Linked DNA regions of Mus musculus: region 1 is linked to region 2. A link is a loop called in an ENCODE intact Hi-C map of the cell type or tissue named here. Cell type or tissue: left cerebral cortex. All regions are shown on one strand. Each heading gives the region's core, and the rest is flanking DNA. Links, peaks and the distances in the headings are about the cores only. Region 1 holds the start of Adcyap1 (adenylate cyclase activating polypeptide 1). Region 2 has its middle 210 kb from the start of Gm25935.

Region 1 (10,818 bases), core at 1,258-9,257, 260 kb after region 2:
TTCATAAAAAGAAAAACAATATTATTATCAAAATAGTCATTTAATGGCTTTACTTGATACATAAATACATGTTTGGAAAGAACACGAGTGATGACTGGTCAGTCAATTTGGAAAACGACTTTTCATTTTATACACAAGGTAGCCGGCAGCTGATCTGCTACAAGTATGCTATTCGGCGTCCTTTGTTTTTAACCCTCTGTTTATACCTTTTCCCTAGCACGGCCGCCAAGTATTTCTTGACAGCCATTTGTTTTCGGTAGCGGCTGTAGCTATCTGTGAAGATGCCGTCCGAGTGGCGTTTGGTAAGGGGCGCCGGGTCGTCCACCGCGCTGCCGCCTAGGTTCTCCCTGCAAGGAGAGGGGGCGGAGAGTGGGGGCGGGGCGGGAGACACATTGAGTCGCTGAGGGAAAACAAGGGGGCCCCACCCCCCATGTGGGAGCCCGCTGGGAGCAGGCAGGATTCCTAACTGCACTGGGCAGCCAGCCCTCCTTTGCTCCTCACCCGCTGGCGGGAATACTGTGACTGAGACCCCAGAGTCCCTCTTTTCCACTCCCAGTTTTCTGGCACTAGCTCTTTCATATTTTTCTAGATCTTTCTGAAGCACTCCAGGCGTTCATAGAATACGTGCTCTTCAAGCTTTTCTCTAAACATTGCTTTTCAAGATTACACTATACATGACTCTAGCTAAATTGTCCGGACTTTTGCCTTTGCACTACCCGACATACAAGGGTCCCTAAAGGCCGGTGGGCTTCTATCAGATCATTGATTACTCAAATCTAGGCAAACGTGGGCACGTTTCTCTCTTTGCGCATGTAAGTTGAAAAAACGTGATAGTGATATAAGGCGACAGGCTGCAGGCAATATTTTTCACCGCATGAATTATTCATGGTTAAAATGTAATCAGCTTCCCCTTGGGCTTTATTAAAATGTTGCCTTCTGCTGACACAGACTTCACGCAAGACCTTAGCGCTGGGCTCGTCTGGCCATATAGTACATATATGTTTTTAAGTATACAAATTTGGGGACTTTGTTCCTTCGGTTTGCCTTTATAGTAAACCTAGTGCTCCTCCCCTCAATTATGACAAACCCTCCCACGAACCTGGAAAGGAGGTTATTTGATTTGACTTTGTTCTCATTGAACAAGAGTCCAACCCCCAATTTTCCTACCCTCTTTCCCTTTTACCTTCTCTCTGGCTCTTAGGACAAATTTAAACGCCCAGTTTTGAGAACTCCGCCCAAGGCTTGTAGTATCCACCTCCTTGCCAGGACGCAGACACACCCTCAGGCGCTTGGGCGCGCACAAACGTAAAAGCTGCCCCAGCTCTCCCCATCCGGATTCTACACGGGCACCCACCAAGGCGTGTGCATCATTCGAAGGTTAACTCTTTCACAAACTCTTACCCCGCGCCCCTGGCCACGACCGACTGCAGGTACTTCCTGGCGGACAGCTGGTCCAAGACTTTTCGATAGGCTTCGTTAAGGATTTCGTGGGCGACATCTCTAATGGGGAAACAAAGAATGCGACGTGGGTCACTCACTGCCTCAAGCCCTTCAAATGATAGCTAAGGCTCACACTGTTGGGTCTGTCAGAAGGATGACCCAACAGCCACTAGTGACACGGGACCTGGGAGTAACTTAGGGAAGTTCCCCAGGGGTGAATCGAAGGTGGTATTTAGTGTGGCCCAAAAGCTCCCCACCTACAGAGTCGCACACTCACTGACACCTCCCTGGCCTCAGAGCTTTCAGTCCCGTGGTGGGGCTTGGGCTCCACAGGGATCTGACTGCTAATTTTCTGTAGCTCTCATGGGAAGGGAGGCTTAAAGACCCTTCTTTTAACAGAAAAAGCCCTACTTTTAGAGCCCCTACCCGGTCCCTTCTGCCAGGTTAGGCCCAAGCCACAGGCGGAAGCCGGGCGGGTTGTACCTCCTGTCCGCTGGATAGTAAAGGGCGTAAGCGTCACGCAGCGCGGAGGCGGGGCTCCCCACGCCGGGAGGGTCCCAGTCATAGAAGTCTTGCAGCGGGTTTCCGTCCTGGTCGTAAGCCTCGTCTTCTGGTCTGCGGGACAGCCAAAAGGAGGGTCATTAAAAGTCACTTCCTAGTTCTGCCAAGTTCTAAGAAAGTCCAGTTGATTTTCCTTCTTCGTTATGGTCTCCCATGGAGAATTGCCCTTACTTCCAGAATGGTCCCGGGAACAAGGTAAGGGAACTACACCCAGCAGCAGTTCCTACTGGAAGTACCGCAGGGAAATTCGCTCACACCTCCTCAGGAGAAACAACTATCTCCGCCAGGGCCACTGGACAACCGTGTAGACCCCAACACCTGCCAAGGAAAACACCCGCTTTCTCCCTCACCTGCCCCAGGCTCCCCTAAGTAGCATGTAGCTCTCATGAGACAGATCCTAAGAAATGATATGATTCGGAGACGGGGAGACCCAGGGAAGAATAGAAGGAATGAGTGGATAGGTTGGATGCAGGAGGACAACTTCATCAGCAGCCACCCCCATCCGATCCGCTGAGCCCAGGGGAGCCCTTCCCTGCGCAGATGTAGGTCACGGAGAACCTCCAGCATCTATTTTAGGCTGAAGAGAATCTGCTAGGAACATGAATAATAGATGTCCCTAAACTTAGCTAGTTTGGTTCATACTGTGGTGTGGCAGAGCACTCCAGAGCCTATCACCCAGGAAAAGTGCTAGGCACACGGAACTTTGAGAATAGCTGGAGGTGAAAGAAGAGCTTTCGAGTCAATTAAACAAAGAGTTCCTGCTATCTGTTAGCAATGGCGGGGAGGCTGGGTATCATCTCAACCTCAAAGAGCAAGGAAAGGGGTGGACTTGGACTGACATTCCGTAGGTGTCCAATGACCTCACCATCTCCTCACATATCGCATCTTTGTGGGACAAAAGACAGGCAAAAGAGGACGAAAATGCAAAGTCGGGTGGCTTTGGGCTCCAGGAGTACTCAGAATGCAATCCGGACAAATAACCTTCACTAGTCAGGATTCAATCGTTCTTGGGGCGGGCTCTTGCTTGCCTTTTGGCCCTCCCAGGAGAGGCCAGAGAAACTCCTCCGCACCGACATAACCAGCCCCCCCCCCCAGGGATACCCCAACCCAGGTCCCAGACTTTCTGGCCACCCCTGCTTTGCCCTGCGACCACATGCTGGAATCCTGTTACAGAAACTAGGATTTCTGTCTGCCAAAACATCAATGGTCAGATACCCCTAAGGCAGAGGTCTTGGGCGGGGCTCCAAGAGTCAGCTCAACGCCGCGCTCTCCTGGCTGCCCTGAGTGCCACCCGGCACACACGCCACTCGGCCCCACGCATTTCTACTGTCCCGAATACGTGTGAGGGTTTCTGGAGCTGCGACAGGGAACCTGGGCAGCGTTTCACTATTAGAATCAGAAGCCAAGACAAAAGCCAGGTTTTCTGCATCCCCAGTTGAGCTAGGCTGTCCTCCCAACCCCTCCTGCCTGCTGGCATTCTCTCCCTCCCTCGCATCCGTTTCTTCTCCCTCCATTGCTTTCTCTTTCTTGCGTTATTCCGTCTCTCAAATAGCTTTTCCTTAACCGTGTGTCGGCAACACCCCCACCCCAAGGAATTCTAGGGCTCCAACTCCAGTTGAAACAGGGCATAATTTAAAGAAAGCTCTTCCAGTGGGAAAGAATTCGAACGAGACAACAGGAAGGACATAGGAGCGAGAGACCCCGCCCCAATAGTCCAGACTAGGCAGTAACAAAGCAAAGTGGGGAGAGCATCACTCTCACCCCCGCCCCGGGCTTTGATCTGGGAACTGAAGTTTGCCAACTTACTCAAAGAATAGGTAGAAAAAGAAAAAAAGAAAGAAAGAAAGAAAAGCTAAGCCGGAAGGGGGGCGCACCCTGCCACCTTCACAGGGAAGATTTCTACAAAGATAGGAAACTCACTCTCTTTACCTGAGTCCCTGGGCTCCACTGGTGAGTAAGGAGGGAGTCTGTGGCTGTACTAGAGCCTGTCTGATCCTCAGGCTTAGCTAGGGACCCAAAGGGGTCCACCTAACCAAAGGCTGTAGAAATGCCTAGGTGCTCAGGAAGCGATGTTTAGGAGCCTGACATCCAGATCTGCAGGGAGGTGACCAAAGTGGGTGTCTGGCTAAGGGAAAACCTAACTTATATTAGGGAAGCACTTACCTGATCCCAGGGAAGCTGAGTCCGGCGGCAGGTGAACAGGAGACACTGCTATGCATTATTATCCCATACACCAGCAGGGCCAGCCTTGCTCCGCTACACATGGTCATTCTGCGCAGGAGAGGAAAGAGGGTATGCAGTGAGTGAAATCGCTCCTGGCTTTCTACCTTCTAACCCGAAGAAACTCTTGGGAGCTGGGGAGCCAGTGAAACTGTGACTCCCTGTGTTAAACACCAGTTAGCCACGCTGGGGCGTCCAACTACTTCTCTCTTGGTATAGTTCGAAAAAATAGCTTTGTGTGTGCCCAGCACCCAGTAACTAGCCAGACCTTGAACTAAAGAAGGCTAACTAATACACTGATGCTGCTGGCAGCACAAGGAGGGAGCCTGTAGTCAATCAATCGGTTAGTATGCTAAGAATCCCAACACACACACACACACACACACACACACACACACACACACACACACACACACAAACCCCTTATTATTAGACTCTTACGGTGTCTAGGAAAGGGTTGACTAAGTAGGACAGCGGGCAAAGGCTCCTTCGAGTTTCTGCGCTGGAATCACAACCCGAGAAGCATCAGTCACTGTCTGGAGCTGGTGTCTGGAGAGAAGCCGCGGGAATTAGCTGAAGGAGCTGGGGAGACTTGTTTGCCGAGGCTAAAATTCCGCTCAAAACTTTGTAGACGCACAAAACTAGGAGGGAGCGTGACACCGAAGGAAGTGGGCGAGGAGAGAGATGTAGAAGAGAGAGTAGGCGAGCAGCCAAAGGGAGGGGGAGCAGAGTGGACTTAAGTCCACCGGGAGAAGAAGCTAATGGGTAAGAAAAGAGGAAAAGTCAGTGGGGGGGGGGGGGAGAGGGAAGATGGCCTCTGTGGGAGACTATCTGGCAGCTTGCGGAAGTCGGGAGTCGGAGGCACCTTCTCTGCTCTGAGGTCTCAGGCTGCGTCTGAAGATGCTGCTGCTTCTGCTGCTGACAGAGGTGACTGGCCTTCTGCTCGTTTTTATATATGCAGTTAACAAAATAAGCTGTCCGAACGTGGTTTCAGGAGACACCTCTTTGTCAACATCTTTCTGCCTTCAAGTACAGAATATTTTGGTTGCACTGTTGCACTCCGATTTTTATTCATGATATGACTTCCTTTTTTTTCTCCCCCAGTCACGTAATGATCCGGTATCAGTAAAAGACGTCAGCATCCTAGTCCCTCAAGGAACATATTAACTATTCTGTGCAGTCCTCCAGGATGATAAGATCCGGAGTCATCCGCTTCTGATAAACACCTTTCACTCACACAATCCAATTTTTAAGAAGTCCAATTATTTTGATGGTTTTCGATTTCACTGATTTCTCAAAGACAAGTAAAGAACTCGTAGAATTTAGAGAATGGTGAAGTCATGTTTTTATTGAGTCCCTAATTTTTCTTAATTTTCACTCAACCCCCACCAATGACAACTCTGATCTCTAGATTTAAGCACCATCAAGATCTCCTATTAATAATTTTAATTTTGATCTCTCAATTCCTTGCATATGCTTTTTCAAATAGGCTACTAAACATGGAAGTCGTTTTGTGTTTTAAAGGAAAGAATTATAAGGATTTTCAGTAAATATCTAATGAGTCTGGCTGGGTTGACAGTCTGTCTCTGAATAGATTGATGGATGAGACTAGGATGAGAGCCTGTGGTGCTGTCCAGGCTCTTGGTGCTGAACTATTTGGGCGCAGATGCTGCAAATGTTGAAATTTGCCACTGGTTTAATTTTCACCACAGCCTCTAAATTTGAAGCTTTGGCAGTGGTGCTCTTACTGTGGGAGTTCATTGTCTAAATCACCCCGCTGTTCATATTAATCTTCCCTTGGATTCTGTGTCCACGAATGTCCCAGTGCTCAGAACCTGCTTAATCCCTGCCTCAGTGCAAAGCTTTTTCTTCTGAGTTAGTCCTAGTATTCAGATGGATCTTTACCTTTCCTGTCTACACACTTTCACACTCTCCGTGGCTCTTACTAGTTTTAAAAATTGAAACCATGTCACTGTGTTTTCTGCAATAATTGAAAATTTAAGATTGTGAGGGTGTGACGTGTGTCTCTTGAATTTCTCTTACATGTTGAATTCTGTTTAGGGAAATATAGACTCGGAATGCAGGAGGATTCCCTGCACAAGTTGTCTTGATAAAGGTTGCTACCAGGAACCCTTCCCTGGGGGATAGTTAATATTTTTAACTAAAAATAAAATGAAAAGAAGAAAGCAATGAGAAAAGATCACATTCACTGGGGACCTTCTAAGCACCTGAGTAATTTCAGAAGATTCAGAAATTTCTGGTCCACTAGGAAATCTCGAGAGCCTTTCTTTTCAAGGGAAAATAGAAGCATCAATAACAGTTAGTGTGCATTTTTACTATCTGAAGCTCTCTCTCTCTCTCTCTCTCTCTCTCACACACACACACAGTGAGAGAGAGAGAGAGAGAGAGAGAGAGAGAGAGAGAGAGAGAGAGAGAGAGAGAGAATTAAGTACGAGTGCTGCTGCCTATACTGTGATTTGGGTTTAAATAAGTTTAAATAAGCTGTTAGTCCTGAGTACTTTTTCCAAGCCACAGTATTTCTCACTTTTAATGCTATTATCACCTTTGTTTGAGGTTTAATACTTTCCCCAATTATCAAAAATTTTCCTTATTTCCTGACTTTGAATGATCCAAAGCTGCCTGTCTCCTCTTAGTTTCCTCCTAGCTTTAGATTGAATACTATCAACAAACTACTTCTACACAGGGGATGTTTCTCTTTGTGTTATATTATATCTGTCTGCTATCTTAGGTTGGGGTGACTACATCCCTGAACTACATATTCAGCGTCCACCTTTCCTGGCCCTCACACAAAGAGCTTGCAGTGAACAGGAAAGATAATCCAGCAGGACTGCTTTTCATAACAAACTTGTCCAAAACTATTGCCTACAGTGGTTCTCCTGACTTTTGAGTCAAAGGTGAACTCCATTAAAATTCCCACTTTTGCCTCCCACTTGAATTCTGAAATGAGTTCCATCTGGAAAGACATTTAAAAATCTCCAGGACTACGCATTTAAAATTTACAATTCAATGCCCAACTTTTTAGTCAAGAGAGCCACCATGTGGGGAGTTTGGTTGACTTCAAGGTCTGTTAAAGGCAAAACCCACAAGCAAGAAAAATAAGCAAGAAATAAATGTAGCTAGGAGTTGTGGTGAACACGAAAGAAAGAAAGAAAGAAAGAAAGAAAGAAAGAAAGAAAGAAAGAAAGAAAGAAAGACAGACAGACAGACAGACAGACAGAAAGAAAGAAAGAAAGAAAGGAAGGAAGAAAGAAAGGAAGGAAGAAAGAAAAGTAAGCAAGCCTTCAAAAGCACTAGCTTGCGTCCAGTTCAATGGAGTATCTGGGTTGTTGACACTCTTACTCCCTGGGCCTGGGTACCCCAAAATCATACAACTTGAAGTCAATCCCATTCAGTAGAGTGAAAAACTCAGTAGAGAATTTGAGATTATTGGTGAGTAAACTCCAGAGACCTTGTCTTTCTTGGCACTTTCTGAAGTCCACCTAGCCCTGCCTAGAGGACTAAAAATCCTTGATCCCATACAGGCTCGTTTCACAGATATTTTCATGGCCAATGGCAATCTTTAATTAGGTGTGCTTGGTGTCTGGAGATCAGGGAAGCAGTTCTGGACTCAGTTCTGGACTGAGCCCCTAATCAAAAATATTGAGGGGAGGAAAGAAGGCTGAACCCTTGGTCGTTGGAAATTGAGGAAGGTTGTGGAAAAGAAAAATTAGAAACCTATGTGTGTTGAGGTCTTGAGAGCTGTGTGGGTTTGGAACTGCATCCTACTTGGTCAAAGCCATTCACTGAGCCCTTTCTGCTTTGGTTCAAAGACCAACGCTGGCTTCCTAATTACTCCTCACAAGAGAGAATATTTGCCGTTAATTTCAGGGATGCTTCAGTGCAATCTTAAAGCTGCTGTATCTCGGAGGCTTTTGAGTTTGCAGTTTTGAACCTATGTGCAGTAAGCAACCATCAGGCAAAAAGCAGGCAAGAAAGCTTCTCACCCAATACTGTCCACAGAAACTAGTATGCCAGCAAAGACTGGATAGGAGACCAAAGCCAGCCACATACATTTGCTAATTTAGGAATGCATGTGGCAACTTGGACTAAGACGCAGGAAGGAGCCTGGGCACAAATACAAGAGACCCTCAACTAAACAGCTGTTCCTGGGAAGACTAGGGAGAAGAGAAAAGGAGGAGTATGTGGAGTATGTGGAGGGAAAAGCCTTGTGATTTTTCTATTTTGATAGTACAGAAGAATGGAAAGCCTTCTGTCCAACACCCATACTCCTTTCTCTTCATCCTCATGATTTGTTAGACTTCCCAAGCTGTCAACTTTTCTCCAGATTATGAAATCTAGGAATGCTATATTAGCTAGAATCATATTATTATAGAAAATATGAATACCCACAACATCTTGGAATGCAAGCTCTCACCACTGTTCTCCAACAGGCAACAACTAAAGGTATCTGAGGCTAAGCCATGACTGACTTACCTGAAAAACACTCTTCAGACATGTTTATTGGAAACAAGGAAAGGCCCTTAATTTCAAATTCCTAATGTGTTAGCTCCTGTTTGTCCTGTTAGTCCTTTAGATCTGAAAACAAGTTTTAATCCAAAACATTGAACAAGCTAAAAATCAAATTAATGCACCCCTGAATTGTTTCTCCCCACACATCTGCATTTCTGATGTGGGAGTCTTGAACACTGAATCACTCAATTCAAAGAATTTTTTACCTTCAAAGAAGTAGATTTTTGTATTGAGACAGATTTTGGTCTTTTGAAATACAACTCCTAGTCAGAGTTTGACTTTGCAAAGGGTTTCCCATTACTAAACACAACGGCATTTGAAGGGTCTTGTCTGTCACTCAGATTCCAACTCTTGAAATCATCTCCACTTGGGAAATTTGTTGAATGGGAATCTGGATCCAGCAAACCCATGGCAAATTAAACTATCTGCTCTTGTGCAGACCAGTGAAGTGGAGCTCAGTTTCTCAGGTAAGGCGATTTCTATTCCTTTCCTCCTGACCCATTAAGAGCACTCATTATTTCCTGTGTCCTTTTCCCATTCCTTAACTACTTAGCTCTCCACATTGCCCATTACCACCACTGTCTCTATGCACTTCTCCATCAGAATCTTTAGTCATACAAAAAAAGATGTGTTTGCACAATGCATCTTTACACATTCATAACGTAAATAATATCCAATAAAGACTTCAAGAACCACGTGTTTTCTTTCTATTCTCTTCTAATTGGCACTTAGCATAAGAACCATGCTCTTGTGAGCCTTTTTGGTGAACAAGCTTAATGCAGAACATCATCCTCCCTTGTGGATGACAGAAGTGAATTATAAGCCTGTATTCAATTTCACTCTAAACTTTTTCTCTTCTTACTTTTTCAAAAAATGCAATGACTAATGACTCACTTCCTACTGATTCCACCTGTAGGGAAACCCAAATGTTCTGCCACCGAACATCATGACCAAGACTTACATTGCTGCCTGCATCATGCTCTTCTGAAATCATTGTGAAGTAAGGAGATGATGAGCTTGCCCATAATGTGTCATGACTTCTCTGACCTTCAGACTGGAGTGCCTCCCACTCTGAAAACAACTAGGAAAGGAAGCCTTTCCAAACCACATGAGTAAAGCACTTCTCTCTAATCCAAGAAACGAATTGCATGCTCACATGGCAAAAAAAAAAAAAAAAAAAAAAAAAAAAAAAAGCCAATTTTTGAGACACAAAATAGATAACACAAGAAATAAAACCAGGAAGTATTCTTTGTGTTGAGGAGTTAGATAATTTCAACAATTCTATATACATCTCTCCTAAGACTAAATTAGCTGAGCACAAATCTACTGGAAACCAAAAATTGTAACCCAGACTTCACTATGTGGCTCCTGGCAAATTCTCCAGAGATTTCTAAAATCTGCTCTTTAAAATCAAGAAGAAAGTCCTTTTAATTCAGCTCCATACTCTGCTCACATAAGGCTTAAATATAGGAGTAAAAAGGTTTAATAATATCCAGGAAACTCAATATCCTAAATGAGTTTCTAAACAGCTTCTGAAAACATTAAAGACAAATCTTTGTACAAAGTTTTTTGTGTACAAATCAAAACAGGATCTTGCTCTATGACTTTTTAAGCATCTTAAGCCTCTGCACTCTGAGCTCAGACTCAGTCTTATATGTCAATGAATATTTGTAATAAGACTTAGTTTGTAGCCTAGTGCCACATGCCTTTAATCCCAGCAGAGGAAAGAGATAGAGACAGGTAGGTCTACAGAGTGAGTTCCAGGACAGTCAAGGCTACATAGAGAAACGCTGTCTCAAAAAAATAAACAACAAAAACAATTTAGTTTTAAATGTGCTTTTTAATATCCTTACTGCTAGCACTGTGTAGTAATATTTCTGTAAATACTTTTGTTAATGATAGGGATGAAAACTATATACATGTGCTAAGCAAGTGCTCTAGCACTGAACTACTCCAAACCAAGCAAATACTTTTCATAATATAATTTCCTTCTACCCAACATATATTTGGATTTTTGAAAAGCATATGACTTGTCTGCTTAGAAAAAAAGCTACATTTGTCATGAGT
Region 2 (10,818 bases), core at 1,546-9,545:
TGTTTATCCAGCTGAGATGACTAAAGTTTTAAAACTTTAGTATTACACAACATCAACATTGGATGTCTCCCATCTCAGATGCCTTACATCCAAGTACTATATCTCACCCTATCTCATAATGCATCCCTAGCTACAACTGGCATCATTAGCAACAGAAGCTGGTAAAATATCTCTATGGAATTCCACCATGACCAATAAAGAAACACTTTAAGCACTTAGCTTTCTTGGTGGCCACTAGCACAATTCCCAGATAATACCAAAGACTCACAAAGTTCCCCTAAGTGAACCAACTCTTCTTCATGCAGTTTATTCTGTTTGTTCCTTACAACATGCCTATGACATAGTGAAAAGAAAGAGAAAACAAAACTCTGAGAATCCAGAAGACCCTCAAAGTATGTGAGATATTTTCCATTTGAGAGATAATGCTATCAGTGCCTACGTGGTCTCTATCTAAATTATAGTTAAAGAAGGGAGATTTTCATCTTGATTCATACAGAAAAGTTTCTCAGAATTGTACTGGTGGCCATTAACCACTTCTCATATGATAATAAAGGCTCACAAAGTTCTCTAGAGTAGACTGTGATATACTAGTAGCTACATTTAGTGATTTCAGCTCATTAATAACAGCCTGGTTCCATTTTCAAAGGGACACTAATATAAAAGTTAAATGATAATATGATGCATTTCCTTTTCAACATTGTCTAAACTTTCTAAAACCCAATTATAGACCCTCATGTCTAATATGACAAACCATAATATTTCTCAATTTTGCTTCTAGAAAAATACATTCTTATAAAGTTATTCCCTGTAGAACTGCTTGTTTTAAGATGTGTGAGCTGAATTCAGGAAATCCTTCATTTTCACAGCGGAAATCAATAATGCTTAAGCTACTGAGCCAGTTAGTGAAGAGAGAAACTTGGTGTTTTTTTCTATTTATTTCATTTACTTGTATATCCTAAAGGATAAAAATGAAGAGTTCTCTCCCGAGAAAAGCAAGAAGTTGAAATATTTTTCTGCCAAAAGGAAAGTTATTAAAACGGTAAAATATGTGCACCAAATTTTGAAAAACCTCCTTCTGTATGTGGATATTTCCCCACTCTGTAATTGCATAAATCATGTTGATGGGCCACTGCTTCCCACTAAATGAATAAATCATAGTTGCTAAGCACTGAGAATACCCACGCTCCATGTACAGGTCCTGTGGTCCCCACTGAAATCTTGTTCTCTTGAACCACGCATTTCAGCCTCTGGCTGCCAAGTAATTTTATGTCTTCAATAAACTAAACTGAACCAAGCTATTATTACTGAATTGCAGGCTATTAGAAGTTGAATGTAGCTATTGGTGTATCACCAAGGGAAATAAAAACTTATTATGTTCATTTTGTATGTAACCTAGACAGTTGCATTTGCAAGCTATCAGCATGTGCAGGGGCCTTTTCAGATCTGGAGGGGTAGTAGAGGAGGCCATGTCATGGTGTCCCTGTTTGTTTTCAATTTTTCAGCTACCTAGAACAGAATTAAATACAAGAAAGTACAAGATCAAAGACTTCTTCCAGTCTTCAATGATATCTGTTTCAGCAGTTTCAAGAAATTGGAACAAAAGTAGAAAATATATAAAATAAAGAATCAGAGACAAGACAAAAGATAATGAATTACACCTGAAATACAACTGTGAATTTATTGATTTGTCTATCTCATCACTGAGGAGCCTATACAAAGAGGAAAACTCCGAGAGAAACATTTATTTTAGAATATTTTGCTAAACAAAAGGACAAAAATGTTTTCCCAATTATCTTCTAAACAAAATAGCATAATAGCTACTATATCTATTGCAATTAAGCGAAAGCCAGAAGTAAACATAAAGATTAAACCCACATTAGACCAATTATCTCTTTAATTATTGAAGTCTCTACTATCCAAAAAGACAAGAGCCATAGCTAAGCAACCCAGTAGAGCACAAGGCTCCCAAGCTGTATAAAACCTTCAAGTCTTGTGGAGAATAATTACACAAATGTTGATGGCTTCCTCAAGGTTTATTTGACTCTCTACTGAAAGATTAAAGTTAGTATTTTTATCAAATATTTTTAAACAATATTCTTAATCCTCCCTCTGCTTGAAAATATATTATCCTAATTACTTTTTCTAGTTGTTGTGTGACCAAATTGTTCTGTTTCAAACAAGATATGAACCCTATGCAACAAAGCTTTTTTTCTTCTAAATACAAAATGGTTTATTCTCAAGCCTACAGAAAAAAATATGAAACTATAATTTTTATGCTATTCATGTCTAAGTTTTAGTCAAGGTAGCAATCTACAGCCTGTGCACCTAAGAGATGGATGGCCACTTTCCTTTTAAACAAGATTCTAGAAAAGAAAAGAAAAGAAAAGAAAAGAAAAGAAAAGAAAAGAAAAGAAAAGAAAAGAGAAGAGAAGAGAAGAGAAGAGAAGAGAAGAGACGAGACGAGACGAGACGAGACGAGACGAGAAAAGAAAAGAAAAGAAAAGAAAAGAAAAGAAAAGAAAAGAAAAGAAAAGAAAGCAACCATGTAGAAAGTTGAAATCTGAGTGTTTGCTCCATTGCAAGAGATGGCCACAATTTTCTTTTTCAGCTTTTAGAGTTACCTAGAGCTCTCCAAAGCACTTACAATTGATTTAATAACAATTGCTTTTTCATCTGTGTCAGATGAAACAGTGTCTCCCCATCCAATAAAAATGCCAGCATCTTAATCATGAGACCTATGCAACCTTTCATGGAAAAGTAGATCAGTCCAGGAGAAATTGACTTATCTAACAAAGTGATAGCAGAATTGGAGGATTATCTGAGATCATCCGTATGGCCTCAGTGCAACCACAAGTGTTCTTAAAAGGAAACAGAATCAGAATTGGCCAGAGTGGAATGAGAAAATCAACACACCTGACACTGTTGGAGTCAGAAGAAGAGGTCATAAGTCCTTCCTAAAACAGAGGAGAGAAAGGAAAATGGGTCTCATCCCTTCCGTTCTGCATCACACCAGCTCTTCAAGGAGCAAAGCCTTACAGACTGGTTTTAGTTCAGTGAGGCCTCTCAAACTTCTGGCCAACAGAAATATAAAGCAGAGTGTTTTTGAAAGCTCTAAGTTTATGGTAATTTGTTACAGCAAAAAACAGGAAACTGGTATACTAACCAGATTAAAATGTCTTGAGTGAAAATGGGTCAACAAGTAAAAATATTTGCTACACAACCCTGAGTGCCATTATTGAACTCACACCAAAAGTGTCAAACATGGGGCCAGCAACATGCTTCATTAGGATATGGCATTAATGTGCTTACTGCCCGCCCTGAGGACTGGAGTTCAATAACCAGAACACACATGGCGGAAAGATTAAAAAAAAAAAAAAAAAAAGATTCCCATGAGTTACCTACTGACATCCACCTGCATACCATGATGCTCATGGGGTCATATGCACATGAATGTGCATGCACACATGTGAGTGCACACAAACACACACAAATATATTTTAGTGCCTGATGCCTGTCTCTAATTCCAGCACTCCTACAGCAAGATGGAAGAGACAAAAGAATTATTCAAAAGGCCATGGACTGGAGAACACAAATTATAAAGCATGGAAGAAATATAGCAAATCATTCATCAACAAAATAGAAGGAGAGAACCAACTCCTGAAAATTATCCTCTGATTCCTATATGCATGATATGGTATGGCCATGCCCACACTCATAACCTTGCACAATAAATAGCAACAACAACAACAATATAATCTTGAATGCTTCTTCTGTAAACTGATGGAGCAATTTTAAAATTTTATCAAAAATAACATGAAATTATGTGTTTCAACATGTTTTCTTACTTCATATCAGCATCCCAAATGATTTGGAAGCCTACCAAGAACTCAGTGGAGATTTGTTCAATTTTTTTATTATTATTCATTTAAAATAAGGTTGGTCTATACAGGGCCAAGAAATAGGAGTGAGTGGGTAGGGGAGCGGGGTGGGAGGAGGGTATAGGGGACTTTTGGGATAGTATTTGAAGTGTAAATGAAGAAAATATCAAATAAAAAAATTTTAAAATTAAAACCAAAAATAATGTTTTTATAGATTGCCTGAGTTATGGAAACTGAGTCTGGCCATGTAAATCTAAGATTGTTCACCAGTAAGAATGAGGCTGAATGTTGATCAACTTTCTCCAAAATTAGTCACAGATGCTGAGGACAAAGAAATGAAAGAGTACTCAGGAAACTGAATGTCAGAGACTCAAACGTGTGGACATCTTCTCACACACAGCCTGGATTCAACCAAGCGGTTACTCTCAACTGTAGATGAGATTCCCTCCTTCATTAGACACCCCTGTGTCCCTGAATGCTACATGCAATCATTTCTTTCCTGATGAAATAATTTGGGATATAATGACTTCACAGTTCAAATCCTAAGTTTACAAATCCCCATGTAATAAAGTATAGCTTCCTGTGCTTTAAAGCTTCCACAACATGTTCCTGAGCTAGTAAAGACTGGTTTGGCCTTATGTATGGCAAAGATTTCTATAACAACCCCAGTCTCGTTCTATCTCTAGGCTCAGCAGCCACCAGCCTTCACCTGACTCACTGAAGTCCAGGAATAGCCCTTTGCTGCTGGAATCTTGTACACATAAAAGAGATTCAAACAACTGTGCTCTTGACAATGATATTCTTTTAAACAGATGGCTCTTTCCTCCTTCTATGCCTTCATTTAGCTTCTCAGAGAAAATAACGCTGGCTACTATCTAAATTATACATGTAATAGTCTCAAAGCAAAATAAAATTTTATTTATCTCTTTGTCTTTTTTTAAAACTAATATAAAAAAGAAAGGAAAAAAATTTAAAATCACCAACAAACCTGAAACCTCCAATTCTAGGTCAAGGGTCAAGTGCCTTTTCTGAATTACCTTCAAGCATGCTTGCATTTCTTGAGAATCAGCCACATTTACCATACAAAAGATCAATAACAAATTAAGGTACCTTAAAAATAAAAAAACAATAACAGTTATTATTTTATTATTATATCTATTTATTTGAGGAATGTGTGCCACAGAAGATGTAGAGGTTAGAAGATAACTTGATAGAGTGGGTTTTTCTTTAAATCATGGTGGCTCTAAGGAGTCAAATTCAGGTCACTAGGTTTGGCAGCAAGGGCCTTTACCATTGAGCCATTTTGCCAGTTCTGAATCAAGAATTATTGCCATTTTCTCATTTCTACTCTGAAAGTTCCAATTCTCTCCAAACTGAAAGAATATTCCTTAAAGAATTTAAAGAAAATTTTAAAATAGTATTCAATACAACTACAAAGCATATCTGTATATACTATATATACATATATATATGTAGTTAAATCATGTAGTAGTAAAACCTTACTAATATACATTATTGAACTACATAATGCTCCATTATGTGATGATGCCATACTTACCTGTCCTTCCTGAGAGATTTGTATTAGCTTCCAGTATTTTACACTTAACATGCAATTCTGTGTTCAATATCCTTATACCTTACATCAACACACACTTTCCAAAGTATAAGAGAGATTTTACATTAGCAAGGACTCTGTGAACGTTTCCATTCTGAACAGATCTTTGAGTCACAGGGACCCAGCTCACATAGAAAAGCTTCTCATTACTTTGTAATTTGAAGTTTTCTAGTTGGTCAAGTGATTCTATATGTCAATGGCCACTTGAGCATCCTCCTCTGGTGTGGATGCTTCATTTTTATCTCTCCACCATCACCTGTTGGTGACTCTTATATCAATTTAAAATTAGTTGATTTTTTTATTCACTTTTCAGACATGATACTAACGTGTGCCCCTCAGCTGCTGAGCAATCGTTTGTTGCTTGTACATTGGCAGAATGGGCCAGAAGCTTATGTTGTGACCCATTGTGAAAATAAAGTATCTTGAAATAACTGGGAAAAAAATTAGTTGAATTTTTTATGCTGATTTTTTCCTGTTGGTGTCTTATTTTTAAACTTAAAGTATTCGTGTTGTAGATAAATGCAAGTAAGCATCAATGTATCTATTTTTTTAATGGGTATTATGGCTTTAAAAACACTTCCTCATTTACACGTATGGACATTCTCTAATTTTTTTACAGCTTTAGTGTTGAGCTTTAAACGTGACCTAGCAAATTTTATGAATGCACATGTGAATATGTAGGCTAATGACTTTTCTAATTAATGCATCTGTTTTTCTATTTCTGTATCTATGCCAGAAACAAATATTTCAAAGGTACATATTGCCTTGTGTTATTATTTTAGTATGAATTTTCGTTGTTTTTCATCAACTTTTACTCTTTGTAAATTTTAGAATTACTTGAACAAAGCCTGCAAACTACTACTGAGAATTTACCACAGAAGTGATTAAATGCACAACCAGTTGGGGAAATGGCATCTTCATATTTTGTACATCTTGAAACATTAAAAAAGAAGAAATCAATGTGTCAGCTTTCTTTGGGGGTGTAGTTCCTGATAGCTTACACATGTTTCAGCAGATCCTACATATGCATGTACTGCCAGCACTAAGTAGACTCAATGGATTTTTCAAAATAGTACTTGAAATGAAAAGGTAACCATAGGAAAATGCCCGAAAAGAACTGACTGAGAGGGTATGATTGGATATTATGAAAAAAATACATGTATTCATTCTCAAAAAATGAATAAAATATATTTTTAAAAATAACATTTGCCTAAGAATTTCATAAATTCATTCTTTTTAATAGCTGAGTAGTACTCCATTGTGTAAATGTATCATATTTTCAGTATCCATTCCTCTGTTGAGGGATATCTGGGTTCTTTCCAGCTTCTGGCTATTATAAATAAGGCTGCTATGAACATAGTAGAACATGTGTTCTTATTATAAGTTGGAACATCTTCTGGGTATATGTCCAGGAGAGGTATTGCTGGATCTTCTGGTAGTACTATGTCCAATTTTCTAAAGAACCACCAGACTGATTTCCAGAGTGGTTGTACCAGCTTGCAATCCTACCAGCAATGTAGTGTTCTTCTTTCTCCACAACCCTATAGGAGGAACAACAATATGAACTAACCAGTACCCCAGAGCTTGTTTCTCTATTTGCATATGTAGCAGAGGATGGCCTAGTAGGCCATCAATGGAAGGAGAGGCTCTTGGTCTTGAGAACATTATATACCACAGTACAGGGGAATGCCTGGGCCTGGAAGCAGGAGTGGGTGGTTTGGGGAGCAGGGTGGGGGAGAGTATAGGGGACTTTCGGGAAAGCATTTGAAATGTAAATGAAGAAAAGGGCTATTTTAAAGAAAAGGTAATGCACCCCAAAAAAACAACATATCACCAAGGTTTTTGTATTTTGAAATTTTTAACTTAACATCTTTGAAATTCTTTTGCTCTGTTTCTGATGTCTAAGTTCTGTGAATAAAATGGTATTTGATAATTAGAATTTGTGAATAGAAATCTACTGATCTTATGTTTTACTCAATTCTTCAGACTTTACCTTATTATGTTGTTGCAACTTTTATTATAAAAATTTATACATCAACCTTGATCTTTGAAAAATAAGCTAACATCTGCAAATGAGGGTAATATTTCCAGTTTCTGTCCAAATCTTATTTTTCCTAATACTGATTTGCCCTTATTCTTTGAATTTCTGGTATTTTTATTCTATAGTTAATCACATATATCTATTTGTTCTCTTTTACTCTAAATTATTCTTTCTCTTTCATGTATTTCTGCTTTTCATTAGTTTCCCTCAACAGTTTTGTGTCTTATTTGTAAATTTTTATCCTGAACACCTACCATAAAGCTTCAGTTTTTATAAAATAAGAGAATATTGAGTCATATGATCGTGACACATGCTTTTAATTTCAGTATTCAGGAGGGAGAAATAGGTAGATCTCTGAGTTTGAAACTGGTCTTCAGAGTGGGCTGCAAGATGGCTGGGGGTGGGGGGGTGGGGTGGGGGTGGGGAACTGTTGTCTCCAAAATCCAAATATAAAGAAAGACAGATAGACAAAAAGAAATAAAGACACAAATGTATTGAAAGAATACTATATCTATGTATTTGCTCCCTAAAATTAAAAACTGACATCCAGTTTTCTTTATTTCTATCTTTCTTTTTCTCTTATTATTCAGGAGCCATTTTGTTTTAATTAGCCATTTAAAAGTGAATTAAAAAACACCATGAATTCATACATCAGTATTCATCTTCTAAACAAGTGTATTCATATACCTAAAGATCTGATAACAAGCAATAATAATTTTTATATATAATGTAATACATAGTCTAAACTCTGGGTAGTGGTTATTGTTATCCACAGGTCTTCCTTTCTTATAACAGAATCTGTTCCTCTGCGTACCTTATGTTCTATCCCCAAAACTGGAATAGGGGGAGAATAATTGTGATTAATATGCTTGATAAAAATAGAATAAATACTGAAAAAAGTAAATGAAAAGTTGAATTAAAAAATACAATTTGATATTGTTTAGAGTATCCGGTTTTATATTGACGTCCTTGATTCACTTGGACTTGAGTTTTGTGCAGGATGATAAATTTGCATCTATTTGCTTTCTTCTACATTCAGATACCCAGTTAGACCAGCTCTGTTTTTGAAGATGCTTTCTTTTTCCTATTGTATGGCTTTGGCTTCTTTGTGTCCATGGGTGTATAGGTTTAGTTCTGGGTCTTTGATTTGAGTCCACTGATCAACCTGTCTGTTTCTGTACCAATACCATGCAGTTATTATCACTAGCAGTGCACCTTGAAGTCAGGCATAGTGATTCCTCCAGATGTTCGTTTATTGTTCAAGATTGTTTTGTTTATCCTGTGTTTTTTGTTTTTTCCATATGAAATTGAGAATTGCTTTTTCAAGGTCTGTAAAAAATGTGTTGGGATTTTGATGGGGATTGTATAGAATCTGTAGATTGCTCTTGGTAAAATGATCACCTTCACTATGTTAATCCTACCTATCCATAAGCATAGAAGAGGAGTTACAGAGACAAAGTTTGGAGCTAAGACAAAAGGATGGACTATCCAGAGACTACCGCACCTGGGGATCTGTCCCATAATCAGCCACCAAACCCAGACACTATTGCATATGCCAGCAAGATTTTGATGAAGGGGCCCTGTCTCATATGAGGCTATGCCAGTGCCTGGCAAATACAGAAGTGGATACTCACAGTCATCTATAAGATGGAACACAGGGCCCCCAATGGAGAAGCTAAAGAAAGCACCCAAGGAGCTAAAGGGGTCTGCAACCTTACAGGTGGAACAACAATATGAACTAAGCAGTACCCCCAGAGCTCATGTCTCTAGCTGCATTATGTAGCAGAAGATGGCCTAGTCGGCCATCACTGGGAAGACAGGACCCTTGGTATTGCAATCTTTATATGCCCCAGTACAGGGGAATGGCAGAGCCAAGAAGTGTGTGTGGGTGGGTAGGGGAGCAGGGTGGGGGGAGGGTATAGGGAACTTATGGAATAGTATTTGAAATTTGAAATGTATATAAAGAAAATATCTAATAATAATAATAATAAAAAGACAGCTGTGAACAACTGGTACAAGACGGAATTTCCTGAACAGAACACTAAGGGCTCAGACAATTGATAAATGGGACCTCATGAAAGCAAAAAGCTCCTATAAGGCAAAGAACACTGTCAATAGTACAAAATGACAACATATTGATTAAGAAAAGATCTTCACTAACCCTGTATCTGACAGAGGGCTACTATCCAAAATACATACAAAAAGTACTCAATAAATTAGACTCCAACAAGCCCAATAACTCAATTTAAAAATGGACTACAGAGCTAAACAGAGAATTCTCAACAGAAGAATCACTAATGGTCTACGCTTAAAGAAATGTTCAACAGCCTTAGTCATAGGGGAATGCAGATCAAAATGAATCAGAGATTCTACCTTTCACCAATCAGAATGTCCTAGATCAAAATCTCAAGGGGCTACACATGCTGATAAATCTGTGGAGAAAGAGGAATTCTCCTCCGATTCTGGTGGGATGCAAATTTGTACAACTACTTTGGAAATCAATCTGGCAGTTTCTCAAAAAAAAAAAAAAAAAAGTAGTTCTACCAGAAGAGCCAGCTATAGTATTACTGGTGATATACCCAAAAGATGTTCCATCATACCACAATAACATGTGCTCCTGTATGTTCATAGAAGTTTTATTCACAATAGGCAGAAACTGGAAGCAACCCAAATGTCCCTCAACCAAAGAATGGTTACAGAAAATGTGGTTCATTTACACAATGAAATACTATTCAGCCATTACAAATAAGGTCATCATGAATTTTGCAGGCAAATACATGTAACTAGAAAATATCATTCTGTGTGAGATCACCCAGAAACAAAAGGACATGCTCAGTGTGTACTCATTGATAAGTAGATACTACCCATAAAGTACAGAATACCAATGATACACCCCACAGACTCAAAGAAGTTAAACAAGAAGTTAGACAAAAGGATGCTTGAATCACCCTTAGAAGGGGGAACAAAATAATCATAGGAGTGAGAGGATGGGAAGGAACTGATTAGGAGAGGGGAAGAAGAGGAGAGTAGGACGAGGGGGCAGGATCATGTATGTGGAGAGACAGGAGGAAGACCCAGAGAACTAAGAGAATAAGTGGAAATCTGCAGCTGCTAGTGGGGTGGAGGGAAATCTTTAGAATGTCCCAGAAGCTTGAGATGGGTGAAGATTTTAGGAGTCAACGCTGGTCAACTTAGTCAAGATGCCTAAAAATAGGGATTTGGAAACTGAAGAGGCCACTTCCTATAGCCAGGCAGGACACCCACCCACCCCCAGACACACCCAT

What was found. Peaks named below come from ENCODE experiments on the same cell type or tissue, not always from the same donor. Only the 100,000 strongest peaks of a DNase experiment are listed, where the experiment ranks them.
Region 1: it touches region 2 in a loop (4-fold over the local background); 2 of 42 quality-filtered maps call a loop at or near these places.

Annotation. Positions count from the first base shown.
Region 1 is chr17:93,193,467-93,204,284 of GRCm38, reverse strand. It overlaps Adcyap1 (adenylate cyclase activating polypeptide 1), which reads right to left and starts at 5,117. Exons shown (of 5, transcript NM_009625.3): 1 at 4,663-5,117; 2 at 4,165-4,272; 3 at 1,924-2,055; 4 at 1,402-1,500; 5 at 1-347. The coding sequence starts at 4,271. The coding sequence ends at 158. It overlaps Gm32465 (a long non-coding RNA gene), which reads left to right and starts at 2,024. Exons shown (of 3, transcript XR_385916.4): 1 at 2,024-2,196; 2 at 9,093-9,218; 3 at 9,668-9,944. In left cerebral cortex, for the core only: a CTCF peak has its summit at 7,276; DNase peaks (open chromatin) are centred at 4,393, 4,879, 6,180, 7,240 and 4 more places; H3K4me3 peaks cover 3,873 bases; H3K27ac peaks cover 2,838 bases.
Region 2 is chr17:93,454,395-93,465,212 of GRCm38, reverse strand. No RefSeq gene overlaps it. Among named protein-coding and RNA genes, the nearest start is that of Gm25935, 210 kb to the right of the region's middle. In left cerebral cortex, for the core only: no CTCF peak of the experiment used is centred there; a DNase peak (open chromatin) is centred at 4,598.